Linked DNA regions of Homo sapiens: region 2 is linked to region 1. A link is an interaction called in ENCODE POLR2A ChIA-PET data of the cell type or tissue named here. Cell type or tissue: IMR-90. All regions are shown on one strand. Links, peaks and the distances in the headings refer to the core of each region. The heading gives the core; the rest is flanking DNA.

Region 1 (8,339 bases), core at 128-8,127:
AAAATGACCCCCACATGTAGAGCCACAGTACTCTCTAGCTTTCCTAAGTGCAGGAAAGCTGTGATGTGCCTTAGGGAGAACCTACATGTATTAGACACTCTTCCTTCAGGCATAGTTACAGTGTGATATTGGTCATGAGTTCAATGCCACTGAGTCAACAATATGTATTAAATAAGGTGTCTTTAAATGGAAACACATATAAAGAAGGTCATGTATTGACTGACTGATGAAAATGTTATGACCAGAGGCTCACAGGTATCTAACCCTGTATTTCACCTGGGAGCAATGGTTCAGTATTTGCTAATTCAGTATTTGCAGAGATGTTATAGAATATAACTAGTGTGAATAATGAGAACTGACCATGAATAGATGTCGAGGTGCTTTTGGTGGCACATGGAGATGTGCCACCCGGATCTCCTTTCAAGGAGGGCCTTGCTGAAGCCATGGGGAATGTGGTCAGCAGACTGCCTCCGGCTGGAAGCTCCTTCAGGGTCCACCTCAACTGCAGAGAGCCACCCTGCCCGAGGCCATGTCCTTCTCTGATGGTGGAACCTCTAATGGGGTCCCAATCCTTCCTCTTGCTCCAGACCCCCATTCCATCTCATTATATTGGCTGAGGCTTTGTCAGGCCTGCACAGCAGTTTGATTTCTCCTTCTGCTCAATCCTACTTCCTTCCTGTTTCCTCTGCAGTGCTAGTCCCTAATGAACATCCTATATCCCAACCTTCATTTCAGCTTCCATTTCTGAAGAAGCTAACCCATTATAGTGGTTCACAGATGTGGCAAAATATAGAGAAACATTTTGCTAAGATCCTCCCTCATTCCTCTCCTGCCCTCCACAGATATCAGCTTCCTTGCTCTCAACTTCTTGGTTCTGGACTCTTGGGTTATATCCAAATTCAGACACCCACCCCCAGCCCAGGGTCACTGCTGAAGGCTGTGAAGTCTGAGTCCTGCTCAAGGACCCATTTGAGGAGCTGAACTGAAATCCAGCCTGTGCTCCACTCATTAATTCATGGGTCCTGGTGAGGGATGTGCTGCCTGAGAGAAAGCCTGCTGGTCCTAACTGGCTCCCAGCAGCTGTGTGGCTAGCTGTGGCCATGGCTGTCTCTGCTCTGCCATCCCCCTGTGGCGTGGATCCCCACTTCCCGCTCCTACCCTCTGGACCCCTGCTCTCCTGAGCAGTGTTGGCCTTTGTCGTTGTTGCCTCTTGCCACTGCACCTTCCATTGTTTGGACTCTTCATTTGGGCCTTCTCATCTTTTCTGCCCCCAAGAGGAGGTGATCTGAGCTAAGCACAAAAACATTTCAATTTCTAAGCCTTTGGAAAGGTTTTCCCTTCAGATAGAGTGCTCGTACCAGAAAGCACCCACTAGAGAGAGCTCACATTTTCACTCCCTCCCAACCTCTCTGAATCATGTGTGTCTTCTGGACACTAAAATAAAGACTGTGCAACCTCTTGCCGGAATGTGCCTCCAAAGATCTGAGAGAAATTTGTAAAAACAATAGCTAATGTTTACTGGGACTTACTACATGCCAAACACTCTGCCAAGTGCTTTGTTTTTTTTTTCAGCTATAAATATTTTTTGTTTCTATAGCATTTAAGAGAAGCCTATAAAAAGTTGTTGTTAAATCAAATTTAAGAAAATTTTACATGGAAATTTTACTGAATCCTCATAGGATCCATAAGAGGTTGGTACTCACATTCCCATTTAACAAGTGAGGAAACACAGGCTTAGAGAGGTTAAGTAATTTGCCTCACACCTTGAATTCAGCAGAGTGGGGTTTCAGGTGTGCTTTCGTCTGACTCCGGCACTGAGTAAGCACTGTGCTTACTTCTGTGATAGTGAAGGTCACAGAAAAGCCGGGCTCAGCCTGAGACAAAGGCTACTGCTGCCAGAAACAGCAGGAAAGACGGTGAGAGCCAGGCTGATGAACAGGCCTCCCTTTAACTCAAGTTCAAAATCACAGTGGGATGAAAATCTGAGCATTTGAGGTTGGTTGGCTTCATTTTAACCATGTGCCTAAAAATTTGTCATCATTTAAAGACCATTTCCTCTGCACCTGCATCCAAAATGCATCCAGGGTCCAGTGTTTTAAGGAAGAATTACTCAGATGCTCTGTTTTGCTTCTTCACAATCCATGCATTCCACTTCTAATCACGTCGAATTTGTGGAGATAATGGCCTCGAGGGATTGGGAGGATGAAAATCAGGAGAAGTGAAGCTGATTTCTCCTTGACCATGTGGCTTCTTGAAATTTCAGGGTAGGCATTAAAAGAAGTGGTTGGTCGAGATTAAAGACTGAACTGTGCATCTTAGCTGTAATTTATGTCATTTCATCTGGGAGAAACATAAAAATCAACAGCTTTTAATGAATCTCTGCTTGGATGTTTTGTCACTCCTCAAAGAGTCTTTAGAAACACATTGAATCCCATGCCCAGATTATTAGGATTGAACCTTGCTGTGAGGGTATAGTGATGAGCAACATGGCTCTTATATTTCTCCAATGTTTGTCAAGACCAGTTTTTGTGAAAAAATGATTTATTAATTATTATATTAATAATCTGATGTATTAGCCCATCAATGAGTGACCTAGACAGGGATGTCGGTGGCATTCCAAGTGTCAGCCAGACACCCCACGCTTTCTATTTGCCCATCCGGTATGCTGGGTGCTACAGCTCTGGGGTCATTCTCCTTAGAGATCTTGGAATTCTTGAGGCCTTACATTTCTAGCTGCCACTCACTTCTCCTCAGCTTGCAGACATGGCCATGCTGCATTTCACTGACCCATTGCATACGAGTCCAGCCCCTGGGGAATTGCCTTAACTCTCAAGCATCTTAGGAATACACTTTTTCCTGTTTTAAAGAAGACCCTGGAAAGGGCAACAAAAACAGAACTCATCTCTAAGAATGCTGGCAGTGGATCCTGGAGGTTAACATCACAAGCTTTGGAGTCAAGCAGGCCTGGATTGAAATCCTTCCTCAATCACTTACTAGCTGTTTGGCCTTGGATGAGTTACTTGACTTCTCTATAAACGTCAATTCCCCGTCTGTAAAATGGATATAATTGTATATGTCTCGTTCTACTGTTGTGAGGATGGAGTGAGATTATGCATGGAAAGCACTTCAGCATTGAGAAGCACTCCAAATATGATAACTGTTAGTGTTATCAGAAGAGAAATTCAACATATCAGCAAAAACTCCCATCTACAATCTTAAAAACATTGTTAAGTGAAAGAAGCCAGACACAAAAGGCCACATGTTGTATAATCCCTTATATATGAATGTCAAGAGTAGGCAAATCTCTAGGGACAGAAAATAGATTAGCAATTGCCTAAGGCTGGAGAGTTGGAGGGGAATGGGGAGTGACTGCTAGTGGTTATGGTGTTTCTTTTAGGAGTGATTGCAATGTTCTGGAAATAGATAACAGTGATGGTTGTACAAATTTGTGAATACACTAAAAACCACTGAATTGTACACTTTTAAAGAATGTGTTTTATATATGTGAATTATATCTTTTAAAAAGTTATATTTAAAAAAGAACTATGTACGATGCAGCTAAAACCAGAGACTTTTTAAAGCTAATTTGTTTCCTGGAATCTCTCTACCTCTCCAAGCCTGGAAGAAGGATTAACTGTCATCTCACTGGAAGACTGTGTCTCTTTCTAGGTAAATCATTTGTTATATGATGACTGCACAGTAAATGTCAACCCATTGCAATTTTGGCATTTGTGGGGATCAGTAACATGCAGTTCTCTTGGCATTCTACGAGGGACTGCTAAACAGCCTGGATTTATGAGCATGAAGAGCCAGCCTACCATGCCTAAATCAGAGCTTCTCTGCATCTTGGTTCATTTGGCAGATGTTCCAGGTGATAAGTGAGATGTTTTCCTCCATTTAAAGTGAAAAAACCGAGGCAAGGAACAGAAAAAAAGAGTCTATTGGATTAACTGTGACTCTTTTGATGTATCATAGCCATTGGTTCTAACTGAAGGTGTGTGTGTGTGTGTGTGCACGTGTGTGTGTGTGTATGTGTTGGGGGAATGAGTAGGGTAGCTTTGCTAAAAGGGAAGAGGGAAGGAGATGTAGATGAGTCAGTGCCTACTGCAAAACTGGAGTGGATTAATTCTGGAATTTCATTGAGCATATTCAAAGCTTCCAAAGTATAATTTTAAAAACGTGTTTTCAGATTCACATCTCAGACAGAGTTGTCAGCGCTGCTTAGGAACAATTTCTTTTGGTGTGAGTAAGGTTACAAGATTTTGATAAAAATATTATTTCTTCATGTTTGGAATGTCTAAACAGATTTGTGGTTTTTCATTTTGCTTTAAAACATGATTAAATGTGCTTTAAAAAAATCAAAGCCTTCTGTCTGGGTTTTGAATCTCTTCCAGATTTATAGCTGCTTAATATTATATATGTCATGCCGATTTTCTTTTGGTTCAATCATGTCAATTGAGATTCTTTCAAAGAAAAAAAGGCTTATTAAAAAAGGAATTGTTTGTCCACCACATTAAGACTTTAAGAAATTTATCAAGATATTGATCAAGAACATTTTATTTTTAAAATTCTTTGCTGGAGCTGCTAGGCGGAGTAGATACCCAGAAGGAGAAGCTGAGGGAGATCTCAGGGCAGGCAGAGAATCAAAGTGAAAGTCAATTTGAGTAAGTTTTCCTTGGGCTAGCGTGCACACACTGGACTCTTTAATTACCTTTGTTTTTATGGAGAATGTACTCTCCAATGGGACTTAGTTGAGAGTGAAGGTAGTACATGTTGTGCTCTGTACTAAGAATCTTTGAGAGACTAAGCAGGAGAAGAGAAAATGCTCCCATATAGATGACCTGAACACTTAACAAGCAGTAAATAACAACAGCTACACGTATTGTCCATTTACTATGTTCTTGCACTCAGCTGGGAATTTCATTATTTTCCATAAAGCCCAATGATATTAGTGTGATTGTATCCATTTTAGAGATGAAGAAACTGATGGTCTAGAAGGTTAAATAACTGGGCCCAAGGTCAAGTAAGGGCATGGTTTATCTAAACTTTGAATCAGATCTGTTTGGTTCTTGCTTTTGACTACATCAAAAACCTGACAGATGGTCTTGCAATTGGAAACTGGGTTAATATCCTACTTCTAAAATCTTCTACTGCTTAGTTTCCCTATTCTTAGAGGAGGTCTTTTTTTGGAAGCCTAGTAAACTGCTCCTCCTAATGCCTTTCACTCATGAGTGATGCAGCTGCCCAAATCAGAAACTTGAAAGTTATTCCAATGCTCCCGTTTTCTCAGCCAGCACATGGATAAATCAAGTTCTAGAGATTCCACTCCTTCTATTTCCCTGCAATCCACCTTCTCTAGCTCTGCATCCATGATTGCAGTTCAGAGTGTGCCATTTTGCAGTGCTACTTATAGCAGCCTCTTAATTGGCATCTCTGCCTCCAGTCTTGCCCCCTCCAGTTCACTTCCCAAGAATGCTTTCATTCCCAACAGTGATTTTTCAAAAAAAAAAAAAAAAAGTGTAAGCAATCCTGTTCATTCACTACTAAAAAATGTTCACTCTCTTTTCATTACTTCAGGATGAAGTTCAAGTTTCCTAAGATTCCTTATAATGACTTCACTGATTTGGTTTTATCCTTCCAGCCTCATTTATTATATAACACTCTCTGGATCAGGAGTAGACTTGGTTACAAGTGACAGAAAAATGAAAATAACAGTGGCATAAACTACTAGAAAGCTGATTCTTTTCCTTTACATATGGGTGGTATCATTCAGTCATCCAGAATCCAAGTTCTTTCTAGATTATTTTTCCACTTCCTTAGCCATGTAGCTTCTGTGTCATTGGCTGGGGTGGCTGCTGGAAATTGAGCTCTCAGATCCCCATGTTAACCCGTGGAACAAAGGGAGGACCAAAGAAAGTCATGCCCTTCCCTTTTTGATGGTGTCCAAGAAGTTCCACTTAGGAACTCCCATTTCGTTTCCATGTAACTTGGTCACATGGACACATCTGTTGCAAAAGAGATTGGGAAATGTAGTTATTGTTTTTGTCAACCATTTGTCCAAAAACAAATTGGGGATCCTATTCTCAAGGAAACAGTGGATAAAATAAACTGAGGACAACTAACAGTCTCTGATACTTCCACTCTCAGCTGTTTGCAGTGGCCTGTAGTGAAGTGGCTCTTTCTGCCCTTGCTGTGCGTCTCACTCCAGGACCTCCTGAAGAGCGCTGATCCTGCACTATACATGTGGTTCTTCTCCTATGCCTCCCGACTTGTCAGAGAATTTCTTGAGGACATGGATGACTGTCTGGCAGCGACAGTTCCAGGTTTTTATTTTTGTTTCTTTAAATAGAGCCTTCTGTTTAGCTTAAATGTGGAAACATAACCATAGACGTCTGAGAATGTGAACACAGGTTATAATTCTGCGCAAGAAACATGCATTGCAAGAGTCCCCCAACTGCTGAGTCAGAGGTCTGTTTGAGGAGGCGATAGTTGAGTTAAGGTCAGCATTAGGAAAAGGAGCAAGCCACATAACAATCTGGAGGAAGAGCCTTCTTGATAGAGAATTCATTAGGACAAAGGCCTTGAGGCAGGAAAAGCCTTTGCATTTTCAGGGCAGAAGGAAGCACTGTGGCTAGAGGCTGCAAGTGAGAGAGAGAGTGGAAGTGTGGTAGAGATGGTGGGGACAGACAGCGCATAAAGGCAGCACAGGGTGGAAGTTACAAGTACCAGCTCTGGGACAGAGCAGTTGGATGACTCATGGTTCTACCACTTGCTAGCTGGAGATCTGAGTAAGGCACTTAGTCTCCCTGTGCCTTAGTTTTCCCATCTGTAAAATGGTTATAGACTAGTATGAAGATCATAGACTGGTTGTTAGATTTCAATGAGTTAACACATACAAAGCCCTTAGAACAGCACCTGGGATGTGGTGAACACTCAATAGATCCTTGGCACCTACATTCTTGACCCTGCTGATGTGCGTCTAGATTCTTGCTATGCCTGTCTTTCCAATATTGTACACCCAAACCTGGGCTCCTATTATCTTCCTGCTCTCTGCATTTAATTAGTTGCTTTCTCAGTGAGGGTTGGGTTTGACTGCATGTAACAGAAAAGTCAGAATGTATCAGGTTTTATGTGTAAACACATAAAACCAATTTTTTCTTTCAAGTAGAAATCCTGAGGCAAGCAGGCCACTCAGGGCTGAAATGGTGCCCTGTGCACCTTAGAGACCCCTAGTCCCTCCATCTTACTTTTTAAAAAATCATCTTCAACTTTTGGCTTAAGATAATTGCTGAAGTTTCAGCCATTTTGTCCACATCTCAGAATGATAAAAACAGAAGGATGGAAGAACAAAAAGGCATATCTGTTTTAAAAACTTTTCCTGAAGCCCCATCCTACAATCTTTCGCCATCACATTGGACAGAATTATTTATTTACATGACCAAACTTAGCTATAAGAAAGGCTGGCAAATGTAGTTTTCTTTTCCAGCCTAACACATTGCAGTTCAGTTACTAAGAAAAAAGAGGAGGCTGGGTGCAATGGCTCACACCTGTAATCCCAGCACTGTGAGAGGCCACTGTGGATTACCTGAGGTCAGGAGTTCAGGACCAGGCTGGCCAACATGGTGAAACCCTGCCTCTACTAAAAATACAAAAATTAGCCAGGCATGGTGGCGAGCACCTGTAATCTCAGCTACTTGGGAGGCTGAGGCAGGCAGGAGAATGGCTTGAACCTAGAAGGCAGAGGTTGCAGTGAGCTGAGATCCTGCCACTGCACTCCAGCCTGGATGACAGAGCGAGATACCGTCTCAAAAAAAAAAAAAAAAAAAAAAGAAAGAAAGAAAGAAAGAAAGAAGAGGAAAATGTTTGTTGGAAGAGGCCCATCTCCTTTCTTGTTGCCTAAATTCTAAACCAGACTCTCATTCTTTGTCTCCTCAGCCACTTCCAATGAGCTTTCTGCCTAAAGAATTTTCATCTTCAACACATTTTACACATAATGTGCTGTGGTTTGAATATGTGTGCCCCTGAAAAATTTATACATTTAAACCTAATCTCCAATGAGATACTGTTATGAAGTGGGGCTTTTGGGGAAATGATTAAGTCATGAGGTTAGAGCCCTCATGAATGGGATTATTGCCTTATAAAAAGAAAACTGAGGGAGCTTATTTGCCCCTTCTGCTACGTGAGGACACATAGAAGGCGTTATCTATAAGGAATAGGCCCTGACCAGACACTAAATCTGCTAGCATCTTGATCTTGGACTTAGCCTCCAGAACTTGGGGCAATAAGTTTATGTTATTTATAAGCCACTCAGTATAAGGTATTTTGTTATAGCAGCCAAA
Region 2 (8,339 bases), core at 169-8,168, 370 kb after region 1:
GGAAACACAAACATCCTGTGATCTGTCACTCAGGATTCTGACTCAGACTGGGAATCTGAGCAATGCTCATGGCAATAAGCCAGGACCAGGCCCTAAACATCTGGCTGCTCCACTGTATGGATCTTTGGCATGTTAAATGTCAACAGACCTTGTGGATATAAAGTTGACTCAGTCAGAAAACATCTACGGTCTACATGGAAAAGAAAGTCTTTTGGAAAGAAAAGAAGGCAGGGTGTCTGAACCCTCCATCAGGATTTCCCTACTCCACTCTATTTCTATTAGATGAGAGGGATGAGGAAAGAGTACTCAGCCACCTTTTCAAGTCATCTGGTGGTCAGGGCTATTTGTAACTCTAATCTCATATTCATACCAGTCGTTTCTAAATCCAATCCCATATTTACACCAACCTGTCTTACAACCTTAATTTGGTTTCCCAGGTGTATTCCAGTTCCACTGTCAAATAGTAAGTACTGGATTATCCCTAGATAGACTCACCAAAAGATTATACAAGTCCTTAGAGGAGGGAAGTGAGACTGTAGAAGAGACTCAGCATCCAACAAATATATCACATAATATATTCAAACTACTCTAAGTACTACACCAAAACAATGACTTTCCTGACCACCATCCTAACCATGACACCAACCCTGGGTAATTTCATCTCATCATATTGCTTCAAATATTATATATGCTTTAAATAATATAGGCTGATGCCATTTTTATTTCTACTCTCACTTTCTTTTTTCTTTCTTTCTTTTTTTTTTTTTTTTTTTTTTTTTGAGACTGAGTCTTGCTCTATTGCCCAGGCTGGAGTGATCTCGGCTCACTGCAACCTCTGCCTCCCGGGTTTAAGCGATTCTCCTGCCTCAGCCAGCCAAGTAGCTGGGATTACAGGGATGTGCCACCTCACCCAGCTAATTTTGTATTTTTAGTAGAGACGGGGTTTCACTATGTTGGTCAGGCTGGTCTCGAACTCCTGACCTCAGGTGATCCACCCACCTCAGCCTCCCAAAGTGCTGGGATTACAGGCATGAGCCACCACGCCCAACTCCAATCTCAATTTCTGTTAAATTCAGATCCATATTTCCAACTGCTACTCTACATCAAAAATTTCCTCTTGGCTATTCTTATAGCACTTAAAACTCAAAATGTTTACAACCAATTTATCTTTTTTCTGTTCCATTCACTCTATCTACAGTCTCATCTGAAACAACAAAAAACTGCTTATCTTTCATCTGTAACCACTATATTTGTTAACACAATCATATTCAATACAGACACCTGAGCTAGAAACCCAAGTCCCCACTGACCCATTTGTCTTTCTGTACCCCTGTCCTATCTAATTAGTAACCAAGGCTCATTGGTGCTACCTTCCAAATTACTCTTGAATTTATTCTCTCCTCTCCATTCCCACCACTACTGATTAATGTGACACTTATCATTTCAAGTCTGGACTTTGGTACTGGACACTAACTGTCTCTGGTTTCTCTCTCTTCCAATCCCATCCTTTACAATGATTACAATATAATCATTTCAATTTTCTGCTTAGCATCCTTCAAAGACCATTCATCTTACTACAGAGGCCTTCATACTTCTTCACCTGCCACTCACACTCTTTGCTTTCTGCCACTAAGCAGCCCTTCCTGCTTCTGTCTCCTGCATGCAGCTTAATGCATATCCATCCTCTGGGCCTGTGCTCACTCTTGAAACTTTGGCCTAGAAGTCTCTTCTCCTGCTGTTGTTTTTACTCTGAGCATCTCCTAGAAATAGTTCAAGCCTCAGTCTCAGAGTCCATGATGCCAGCAGGAAGAAAGAACAGATCTCTCCTCCATGGTTCCACAGTTGTTGCATGCCACTATCACACACTTACTTGAATTCATTGATGGCTATGGTTAGGTGAGCCACTGTGCCCAGCCCGGGGTCTAGTCATCTTTGTAGCCCTAGTACCTAACATATGTAGGCACTCAGTAAATAATGGTGAATTAAACTAAATTGAATTTTAATAGCAACTGTCTCCTATTTCCAGAAGTTCCTCTAACAATATGATGCAGGCCTTATATTTAAAAGTAGCCATTATTCTGATAAGTTTTATATTTTGTTGACAGCTAAGTACACTAAGAGTCCTGTCTGGATAAGGGTCATTCTTTGGCCAATTTAAATGGAATTGTGATTATATTAGGCCCATATTGTTTGGAATCTAACTAACTTGTCTGATCTCAGAAAAATTACAAAAAAAAAAGAAAACACAGGTAAAAACCCCTCTCAAGGACAGCAATGACATAGTTAACTTTGGCTACCAATGCACCTTCTACATTCATAATTATTGTCACTGATGCTTTAGAGCACCCAGAATAGTGAAATAGTGTATAACTGAGACCTATTAAATTCTAACAGGCTAAGCACAGTGGCTTACACCTGTAATCCCAGTACGTTGGGAGGCCAGGGCAGACAGGTCACTTGAGGCCAGGAGTTTGAGACCAACCTGGCCAACATGGTAAAACCCCAGAAAGCAAAAAATTAGAGTATACTCAAAAAAGTATAAAAAATTAGTCAGGCGTGGTGGTGTATACCTGCAATCTCAGCTACTCGGGAGGCTGACACATGAGAACCACTTGAACTCAGGAGGCGAAGGTTGCAATGAGCCAAGGTTTCACCACTAAACTCCAGCCTGGGAGACACAGCCTTGCTCTGTCTCAAAAAAAAAAAAAAAAAAAAAATCAAACAGGTAGCATAGAGACAAAATCTGTGAAAAGCTAAACACTGAATTGATATAAATAAAGTGTTCTACTCCTTATCTCAAAATGTTAAAGTGCTATATTTTCCCCACTCACATAAAAAAGTAACAATTTATGTCATTCAAATGATAAAGAAATAACTCATTTATTTTATTAAATATGAATGTCCTTAAGGAACAAGTATTATCTTTAAAAACCTGTTCAGAATTGGTAATTTTATATTTACATCTATCTTCTGAATTATATTACCTTTTTACCACTTTTGTAGGTTACTATGATAAATTCTTGCCTTAACAACAGCTATTGATTTTAATTATTGAGATACCAATGATCTCGTAGGGGGATGCCAATTATTACGAAGTATCTGTGGAAGACAATGGTGCTGTGTATGCATACAGAATTAGGGACACTGTCTTGCTCAATCAATTTTCAGTCAATGAGCTCATCAGCTAAATCTGATGGACTGACAGAGAATCCAAACAGAGTAATACAATGACTAAGACAGTAGTTGGTTTGCCCAGAGCAGTCAGATGAGGAAGGGCATCGAGCCAAGTCCAGAGACTCAGGGCAGACTCCAAATGAGCTCTAGCTAACAACAAGACAATATCTCTTGTTTTCAACCCTGTGTAAATTATAAAAACAAGAGGATGTGGCCATTATGGTGTGTTTCCCAAAAACTGTTCATGTAGCTGTGATGTGAGCAGCTAAAGAATTCCACAGGCCGACAGTGGAGGGAGAACCTTAGCCCTAATCTCAGGGCCACTGGATTTAGAAGCATCCACAGTAAATCCAGTAACTTATTAGTTTTCCTCATTTAGCCAGGAGGTCTGGAAAGGGAACTTGTCTCCCACCAAAAACAAAATGATACTTTGATTGCAAGTCTAAATCCAGGATCTGATTTTGGCAAGTCGTTTAACCTCTCAATATCTTATTGTGGAAATAACAGTTAAAAAAAAAACAAAAAGTCCTATCTAGCTTAAATAATTGTGCTAACCCAAGGACATAACTGGTTAGAGTCTTTATAAACTGCAGTCCTGTATACAGGTAAAATAGAATGGTGAGGAAGCATCCACCTAGAACACTGACATTCTTCTTTCAATCCTTCATAAATTATTGAGCATCTCCTCTGCCAGGTTCTGCTTTATATGCTTAGGAAAGCATGTAAACAAGATAGCTTAGATCTCATTCATTTTGAAGCTTCCACTAGGCCTTTGATTCATGTGCAACCAGCTTGCAAAATGCTGGTCATACACAAGTTTTGGGCTCTGCCCTCAAGCAGAGGGGCATGGAGAAGATTATGAGACAGATGATGATAGTAATAAGATGATGCATTGAAATCAGTGCAAATCCATTTCATCTCCATCCCAACCTCACCCTTTTACTGCACCATTGAGTTTGGGGTTTGGTTTAGGAGGTCCTGGATGTAAATTCACCCTCTCTTTGAAATAATAATGGCCCTCTTCTCATAGGGTGGTTGTTCTCAATGAACCCAGTAGACATAAATATCCTGCAGGAGCTTCCATTCTAGCAGGGAGATTCAGACGATAAACATAAACAGAAGATATTATGTAGCATATAGTTGGAAAGTGATGACTGCTATGGGAGAAAAAAATAGAGCATGGAAAAGGGATTGGGAGTGCAGAAGGCACAGTAGCAGCTTTGATATTTTAAAAAGAGTGAGAAAGCGGCAGCTAGAAAGATCTGGATTCTCATTTCAGGTCACCATTCAGAAAAGCTAAGTTTGCTGTACAGTAAGGCTCAGGAGATCTGATCCTGATTGTAGAAACCTCTGATTACAGAATCTTGGATTGTATCTCCCACTGTATCCTCCTAGACCATCCTGCAAGATCTATAAGAGTCCTTTTGGGAAATCCCTAGGAGTTCTTGGAAAGAAGAAAGATTGTTGGTTGGAATAAAAAGGGTTGAATGAGTTCCAGAAAGCCGGGTTCTCAATCTCATGGACAACAATCTGCAGAAGAAGACAACTTCAAAAAACCAACTAGAAGCAACATGCAGAGATGAGAGGGGCCTCCTCAGGAAAGAAGGCAGCTGGTCCACAGCAGAAAAATCTTGAACCACCTCTCTCAGGAAGATGTGGGGTCGCTCTGCAGAGAACTTCTTAGCTTCAGGATCCGTGAGGAAGACCAGAAAGAACAAACAGAGGACTCCTGGAAACAGATATGGGGGCAGTACCAGCAAAGCACCTCAGACCCCAGGGAAGGAAAGAGCCTGGGCAGACCTCACTGTTGAAAGCGAGGACGCATTTAAGAACAGAATGGAAGTTAAAGTGAAGATGCCTGAAGAATCGAAACCATGGCTTGCTGGGGACTGGAACTTAGTTACCAAGCAGAAGCAGCTGTTTTAACTCCCTGCTAAGCAAAATGTAGATGCAATTCTAAAGGAGTATGCAAATTGTAAAACATCGCAGGGAAACGTCGATAATAAGGCATAGGCAGTTAATGAAATTGTGACAAGAATAAAAGAATATTTCGACGTGATGTTAGGCACTCAGCTGCTCTACAAATTTGAGAGGCCCCTGTATGCAGAAATCCTCTTGGCTCACCCTGATGCTCCTGTGTCCCAGGTTTAAGGGGCACACACCTACTGAGGTTATTTGTAAGAATAGGAGAAATGTTGGCCTATATATCCCTTGATGAGAAGAGCCTTGCGTTATTGTTGGGCCATTTGCATGATTTCCTAAAATATCTGGCAAAGAATTCTGCATCTCTTTTTACTGGCGGTGATTACAAAGTAGCTTCTGCTAAGTACCACCACAAAGCCCTGTGCTGGTCTACAGACCATTCACTGTTATTTCCCTGAGATCTGGAAACACTTTTTGTTCTTAGTCTTTTTCTTGTAAAATGGATATTCTTTAACATTGTTAATGTAAAACAGGGCTTATGTTTCAGTTTGTTTTCTGTTCTGTTTTAAACAGAAAATAAAAGGAGTGTAAGCTCCTTTTCTCATTTCAAAGTTGCTACCAGGGTATGCAGTAATTAGAACAAAGAAGAAATATTCAGTGGAACATTTTATTGCCTAGTTGACAACATTGCTTGAATGCTGGTGGTTCTACCCCTTTGACACTACACAATTTTCTAATATGTGTTAATGCTACATGACAAAATGCCCTGACTCCTAGTGCCAAACATTCAATTTGATATATATACCCAAAAACCCATGCATTTGTTCTCTTTTTTTTAATGATGCTTGAAGTAAAACAGCCCATCCTCTGCAAATCCGTCTATGTTGTTCCTTAGGCATTCTGTCTTTGCGCAAATTGTTGAAGGGTGGTCGTTTGTTTCATGGTTTTTGCATTTGAGTCTAATGCATGTTGTAACGTGATAGAGGCAATGCATTATTGTGTAAGCCACAGTTTTCTGAAAAAGTTGATATTTTAGGAATTACATTTCAGATCTTAAATAAAATTTGTTTCTAAATTTCAAAGCAAAAAAGAAAAAAGACAGTAAGAAAGTGTCTTTGGAGGAAAGACCTAAAGGTGAGGAAGTAAGACGTGTGAGCTTGTAGGGGAAGAGTTCTCAACAGAGGGGAAGGCTAGAGAGGGCCAGACCAGCAAGGAAAACAGAGGGAGCAAGTAGGCCAGTGGTTGGAGTGGTCAGAGACAGCCATGGTGGCATCATGGAGGGCCTTTTGTTCTTGGTCTGACCTGATCAGACTTCTATTTCAAAACGATCCTTCTGGCTGCTCTGTTGAGAACAGATTGTAGAGGCAAGTATAGGAAGAATGAACCCAGTCATCCCTATGCAGTGGTGATGGCTTGGACCCGTGCGATAGTAGTTGGAGTGTTAAGAAGTGGTCAGTTTCCAGTTACATTTGAAGTTAAAGCCTTCAGGACTTCATGATGGGTTAAATGTACAGGATTAGAGAAAGAGCAAGAGAGGAGTCACAGAAGATTCAAAGGATTTGGGCAAGAGCCACCAGAAGATGGAGGTGCCAGCAACAGAGACCTGAGGGTAATGCAGGAACCTGGAACTCCTGTACCTTCTCTTCTCCTAGTTTCCAGGGCATCTTCCTGCAAGTGTATAAAACTGTAGGTAGAGGAACAAAGCTGATATGGTCCTATTTGGTGACTGTAGGAGAGACTGACCACTAAGACCATTTCATCCCTTGAGACCTCAGTCTCCCTACTTATAACATGAGATAGGTCAGTTACATAAGGACAGAATTCCTTTCTTGCTGTTAAATTCAAGAACCTAGATCTGCAATCGGTTCTCCAATCTTTCAAGCCTTCTTTTTGATTTTTTTTCCTTGGGAAAACATCTCAATAATGAAATCCAATCTTTAAAAATTTTGGTTTTAAACAAAATTATATTGTGATCAGCTTGAGCCTAGGAGTTCAAGGCTACAGTGAGCTATGATCCCACCACCACATTCCATATATATATATATATATATATACACACACATATATAGTGATCAAAATATTTGATCAAAATATCAAAAAATGTTTTTAATAAGTCAGCTTCTCTAAAATAAAAATAAGTATGTCTTGCAATTGTTTATACAATACCTTGTTCCAGGGAGGTACATGGCTAATCAGGAAACATATTTCCTATGTTGTATTTAATCAGAAATTTTGCTCACAAGGTTAAATTACAGCATTCATTTTGTGCCACTGTGAAAATATTCCCTTCCATTTTAACAGGACTAAAAATGCTTCCAAAGCTGCCTAAAAGAATATTCAGCTCCTATAGGTTCTTGCTGCATTTTTATTTCCCTTGGTAACAGTACTTTTGATAACATTGGTGGAAGAAAAGAAGTCATAGTAAAGGATGAAGATGGAGTATCTGATACTATAACACTAGCCTGATGCTAGAGGAGAATGTAATACAGGCTGAATATTGAAAATTTGCAACTTATTGAGCACCAACATGACATCACAAGTGGAAAATTCCACACAGAAGTACTTAAAACATATTGCTTCATGCAAAAAATCATTTAAAATATTGTATAAAAAACTTTTAGGCTATGTACACTGAATAAGCTGTATGTGAAATATAAATGAATTTTGTGTTTAGACTAGGGTCCTCTTCCAAGATATCTCATTATATACATGCAAATGTTCCAAAACCATAAAAAATCCAAAATCTTCAGACACATCTGGTCCCAAGCATTTCTAATGAAGGATACTCAATCTGTATAAATTATACACAATTTAATTATTTTATTTTATATATATATATTTTTTAGATGAAGTTTTGCTCTATGGCCCAGGCTGAAGTGCAGTGGTGCAATCTCGGCTCACTGCAACCTCCACCTCTCAGGTTCAAGAATTCTCCTGTCTCAGCCTCCCAAGTAGCTGCGGCTACAGGCGTGTACCACCACGCTGGCTAATTTTTGTATTTTTAGTAGAGATGGGGTTTCACTATATTGGCCAGGCTGGTCTCGAACTTCTAGCCTCAAGTAATCTGCCTGCCTCGGCCTGCCAAAGTGCTAGGATTATTGACATGAGCCACCACAACCGGCCTAATTTAACCTAAATCCAGAAATAATCCCTTAAATTTTGTAGCTCACAAACGCATCCTCCCTCTTTCCCCACAACATTCCATCAGACTCAGGGAACGTCATCACACATCAACGTCGTCA

Evidence for each region. Peaks named below come from ENCODE experiments on the same cell type or tissue, not always from the same donor. Only the 100,000 strongest peaks of a DNase experiment are listed, where the experiment ranks them.
Region 2: POLR2A ChIA-PET joins it to region 1 with 10 read pairs; 2 of 35 experiments call an interaction of 5 or more read pairs at or near these places.

Annotation. Positions count from the first base shown.
Region 1 is chr4:53,710,685-53,719,023 of GRCh38, forward strand. It overlaps LOC100506444 (a long non-coding RNA gene), which reads left to right. Exons shown (of 3, transcript NR_125918.1): 2 at 6,148-6,323. Among named protein-coding and RNA genes, the nearest start is that of LNX1-AS2, 120 kb to the left of the region's middle. RefSeq lists an enhancer at 8,045-8,339. In IMR-90, for the core only: no CTCF peak of the experiment used is centred there; DNase peaks (open chromatin) are centred at 4,087 and 6,447; H3K27ac peaks cover 1,129 bases.
Region 2 is chr4:54,082,265-54,090,603 of GRCh38, forward strand. It overlaps a transcript of CHIC2 not described here and the pseudogene MORF4L2P1. Among named protein-coding and RNA genes, the nearest start is that of GSX2, 14 kb to the right of the region's middle. In IMR-90, for the core only: no CTCF peak of the experiment used is centred there; a DNase peak (open chromatin) is centred at 3,237; H3K27ac peaks cover 501 bases.